Regions from separate parts of the Mus musculus genome. Here region 1 is linked to region 2. The links are chromatin loops, found by intact Hi-C in ENCODE. Cell type or tissue: left cerebral cortex. All regions are shown on one strand.

What was found. Peaks named below come from ENCODE experiments on the same cell type or tissue, not always from the same donor. Only the 100,000 strongest peaks of a DNase experiment are listed, where the experiment ranks them.
Region 1: it touches region 2 in a loop (2.9-fold over the local background); 9 of 42 quality-filtered maps call a loop at or near these places.

Annotation. Positions count from the first base shown.
Region 1 is chr4:53,738,507-53,741,006 of GRCm38, reverse strand. All of the region lies in intron 6 of Fktn (fukutin), which reads right to left. Among named protein-coding and RNA genes, the nearest start is that of Fktn, 26 kb to the right of the region's middle. In left cerebral cortex, a CTCF peak has its summit at 1,551 (motif pointing left); a DNase peak (open chromatin) is centred at 1,564.
Region 2 is chr4:53,825,182-53,827,681 of GRCm38, reverse strand. Tmem38b (transmembrane protein 38B) reads right to left here and starts at 1,637. Exons shown (of 6, transcript NM_028053.2): 1 at 1,462-1,637. The coding sequence starts at 1,573. In left cerebral cortex, a CTCF peak has its summit at 1,250; DNase peaks (open chromatin) are centred at 792, 1,289 and 1,606; H3K4me3 peaks cover 1,671 bases; H3K27ac peaks cover 440 bases.

The sequences.
Region 1 (2,500 bases), 87 kb after region 2:
GTTTCTATTAAGTGAGACAGCTGTGTACAGCAAAACCCAAAGAGCAATGGGCATACTACCTACTCCCCAGATGTCGGCTTCTACAAGGACTCAGGAGAAATGGCTGACCCCAGAGCTGGGATAGGAAAATCACAGGATGAGCCTAGAATATCTGTATTTTACTAAAATGGAAGAAAGAATGAGATAAGCCAGAAGATACAAAAGCTATCCGGAAGAGTTTTTAACTGGCCAAATGTGGACCAATCTGAAGATTAAAATAACTCATTAAACAGGAAACCATGAGTCTCTTATCTTAACAATAAATTTGATAAGAAATATAATATTTTAATAGTTACAAAGTAGCTTGCAAACAAATGCTTCTGATTACAAAGGGAAAAATGCAATAGCACAAAAGTGAAGGCAGCAGGTAAGAGGCAGGATGCAACCCCAGCAGTGTTCTGTGGCCTTCCTCTGAACATTCCCGCCAGAGGGAGAAGGGAGGCCACAGGACTCGAGAAGTCATGAGAACTAAAGGTCTCAGGAGATCCCCAAGGCCTTGCCCCTAGGCAGTCATAGTAGGTGCTGAGACTGATGATGCCCCCTGGTGCTGTGTGGAACTTCAGGGTACACAGCTTTTCTAAGTGTTCCTCACACAGAGGTGAGCTTCGTGGTGATGCAGCTGACAGAGACATCAGACTCCTGGAACTTCTCACCCATGGTCTCGGAAGTAACCTTAACAAACTCAGGGGTTCACCACGCTAGACTCGGGTGGAATCGGTTTTCAGTGTGCTGTTAGTGTCCTATCTGGGGTGAACACTAATTGTTCACGCTTCCTCAGGAAAAGCCAGGCGAGAAGCAGTAACAGGGGGTCAGGTAGCACCTTCTGGGACATAATGAGAAGAGCAAGCATAGCAGCACTGCCATGCTCTTTATGAGGAAAACCAGAGGGACAGTCTACAAAATAATATAACCTCCAAAATTATCAAAGCTATGAGAGTAGTTACCCAAACTGGTAGAGAACCCAGCACAGACTACAAGAAATTAAAGAAACAGGAAATCAGTATAGCATGTGATTGTAAACAGAATCCTTTCAATACAAACCTATTATGAGGACAACCAGCAAGATGTGAATGTGGACTTTCGTTGTTGTCTTTAAATTGGTCTTGCCATATGCCTTGGCTTGCCTGGAACTTTTGGCAATCCTCCGGCCCTGGCTTTCCAAACATGAAGATTACAGGCATGTGCCATCATACGCAGCTTAGATTGAGATTAAAAGCAATTTATGTTAATTCTTGATTTTCATGTTCAGACATAGGAAATAGTCTAGTTTTGTTCTGTTGTGTTTTTAGAAAGAACTAAGCTATGTGAGGCTTTGGGATACTGGTTTATAGATTACTCTCAAATGTGCCAGAAAAAAAGAGGCATTATTTCTATTGTACTGGCAACTGTTACATAAGTCAGACACTGCTTTTAAAATATCATTATTAAAACAAACGAGAATGCTAGGGGGTACTCTACTAGGGTTATTGGATTAGTTCATCTCTACAACCATTTAAGACTGTTTGGCGCCATCAAGTGTTCAAATGGGTGTATGCCAACTTTAATTTGAAAGTGTACACTCCTGGTATCTTACTCATGGTTCTAATGTAAGAGGATAAAGTAAGACCATGACCAAGCCCTCTAGTCACTGCACATCACAAGGGCAGCGGTGAAAACAAGTCAGGCATCACTAATGACATGGCTGCAATGACTGTCGTGAATAAACTAAGACGCCTGCTACCAGGAAGCTCCCAAAATTAGGAGGAAGCAAGACACTCACAATTCACCATGGCAACTGCTAGGGCAGAGGTGGGCAATGCCCATAGGGCAGGAAGAAGCACTGAATCCATCCCTCCTACCTCTTATCACTGTGTGGTGGAGGCAGAACTTGCCTGCACAACAGGCCTAACACACATGCTGCTCTCTAGCCTCTACCACGAAGCTCAGTAAATTTGACAGCCTTACAGTAATAAATTCAAAAGACCAGGAAGAGCTAGAAGAACCTCTTGGGCTGTCTTGGGTATCAGCATACAGTATGTGAGAAGCCTTGTATTTGAGTCTTGGACCTGGGGCAGCAATGAAAGAGCTGGCACTTAGTAGCTCCTATGTGCTCTAGCTTGCTCTCCAGTACTGTGATAAACACTACAATCAAAGGGCAACTTGGGGGAGAAAAGGGTGTAGCTCACCAGTCACAGCTCATGCCTGAGGGGAATCGGGGCCAGCACTCAAGTGAAGAACTGGAGAGCTGGCCATGATGGCACAGAGGCAGGCAGATCTCTGTGAGGAGAGGCAGAGAACCCCAGAAAGTGAAGGGCAAGTAGAACTGGGGTACCAAATCCCCACAGTCCAACGGCCTGTTTTCACTGCCTTTCTGGTCTCATATGACTTGTTACAGTTGAACTTTTACGCCCACCAAAATCATTTTTATATCACTACAGTCAGAAACCTACAAAGTTAGAACAGTAGAGGAAAAGCTGAAAAT
Region 2 (2,500 bases):
GTCCTCTAACACACTCCCTGGATGCTGGCGCAGGCATTCTCCTCTGAATACTATCATTTCCTAGTACTGGGAGAAAAACATGTTTCCCTCCTTGGTAATTAGCATTCAATTATCCAAGTGATTCTCAAATTTTAGACCCATACTGACCCCTAAAATTTAAAGAGGGCATGAATGGGATGCCAGAATTTAGGGGAAGAGACTACAGAGGGATAAAGTGCTTTGGAATATAAAATACTTTATATTTTTATCATATAACTTTGTGATAAAAAAATAGCGAATATATTTATGTAGATCATACCTTTAAAAATATTTTTAAAATTTCTTGGCCTGGGGCTCTACTCAGTGGGTGGGTACTTCAGTAGCTTCTATCTCCAGTAACAAGGAAGGACCTAGAGTTGGTGTTTATATTTAGCATTTGGAAACGTTAACAGTTTTTAAAGCAGTTACATATGGATTTTAAAATAATGCATTAAATGTAAATAATGTGTTCTTTACTAAAATAACTATTCTCAAAATCAAAAAAGTATTTCGTGAGAAAAGGCACATTGCTATCTAATTAGGCAAATCTCCTTAATGTCTAGCCTCAAACAGAAATGCTTGGACTCATCAGCTGTTTCATTATCTCTTACAACACTGTTAAGTCACACGGCCATTGGGAAACTTCGCTGTACACTCATAAAGGCAAGAACGGATAAATAACCTCTGAAGATACATTATGAAAATAATGAACTTTACAGTGTGTGACAGGGAAGAACCTGGGAAGTGAGCCACACTTTGAAAACGTCTGATTTAGTCAATACAAGATACTATCGGATTCTAGATATGGAGCAGTAACGAAACTGTAGTTCTCTTTAATCAGAGAAACAGTCTCCCACGAGGATGACCTGTTCCTCCACGAGTTAGACACAGAAAACTCTCAAAAACGTATGAGGCAAGGATTTAAAGAATTAGTGGTCCAGAAAAGGTAAGACAACCCTTAAACTTTCACCCTTCACCTCCCGGACAAGGAAGGCAGAGAAATGCCTGAACTCAAAGACAGACTCAGAAAAATAATGGGAAAATGGGGAACTTTAAAAGGAAACCCACTACATTCAATGTCAAAGACAGGAGTACAAACACTGCTTTTTGGTCACATGGTTCATGGAACTCAACGTTGTGAAAATCCCATCCCATCCCACATGTTTCACAGAGGGCTGAACTACATGCCAAGCGACTGTTACCCGGACCGTGCCTCCAGTGGCTGACTGAGAAACCGCAAAGCCACCCCCTCTCCTGGTTCAACACGCTAGCAAGGTGCTAGGTCCCACCTGAGACGTCCCGCTCAGGGGTCTACATGACCTTCCTCAGCCTACGTCTGAGTCCCGTGCTCGGTACTGAGGGGTGGGCCGCAGGGCATCCCGGCGTCCCTGCCTCCCGCAGTGAGGACGCGGAACCGGGAGCGCGTCGGGCCCCTTCACTCACCTGGCCGCTGCTTCAGCGCCATCACCGACACCAGGTAGTGGGCGATATCAAAAAAGGGAAACATGGACGTGCGGGAAAAGGCCAGAGTCAGATCATCCCACGGGTACTCCATGACGACTACCGACGCCGCCGGCCCCAGCAGCCGCGGCAGCCGGTTCCCCTCCGGCGGAGGGGGTGGGGGAGGGGACGGCCGCGCCAGCTTCAGCCCTGCGCGTGCGCCCTGGAGCCTAGGGGGGCGGGGTCCGGAACGGGGGCGGGGCCGGAGCCGGAACGAGGGGCGGGGCCCTGGCCCTGGTTCTCCTAAAAAAGGTATGACATTTTCTCAGTGTTGCAGTCAGTGCCAGCTGACCCAAGGGGCAACGGGCAACGCTCAAAGTCAGATTCTATGTAAACGGATGCCATTCCTCTTTTTCTGAACAGCCACGATGTAACTCATTTATTACTTAGTGAAGATATGAAAGATAATAAAACGGTAATGTTTTATCCATATCCCCATGAAACTTGAATTTTCCCAGAGGGAAAAAAAAATTTTAAGGACTCACGGAATTTCACAAAGCATAAAAAGTATGGATGCCACGCCAAAGCAGATGGTTAGAGAAGACCATTGCAGGGAAATGCACACGGTATTAAAAGCAAGTCTGTAAATATTAGAAGTTATTTTGGCTAGACTACAACCTGAAAAATGAAGTTGTAAAAGAAATAAAAGTCTTTCGCAGTGAAACCAGGTGGTTTAAGCTCTTGATCAGTCGCTACATTGTCCTCAGTCTTGTTTATCAAAAGCATGTGCTGAATTGGTAGTTGGGGTGAAGAAGATGGGCAGGTCTCTGAAGTTGCAATCCAGCACCAAAGATTCATGAGAAGAGACTAGGGAAATCAGAAATGCATTCACTAATCCAAGACAAAAGGTAGTAGTAGTAGATGCAGGTCTTAAGGACAAAGCCACAGATAGAGAAAGACTGCCAAGCAGACTAAAGTGGATACAAACACCACCTGTAATGACAGCAAAAGGAGCCAGGTTTTGAAAAACAAGAAAAGGAGC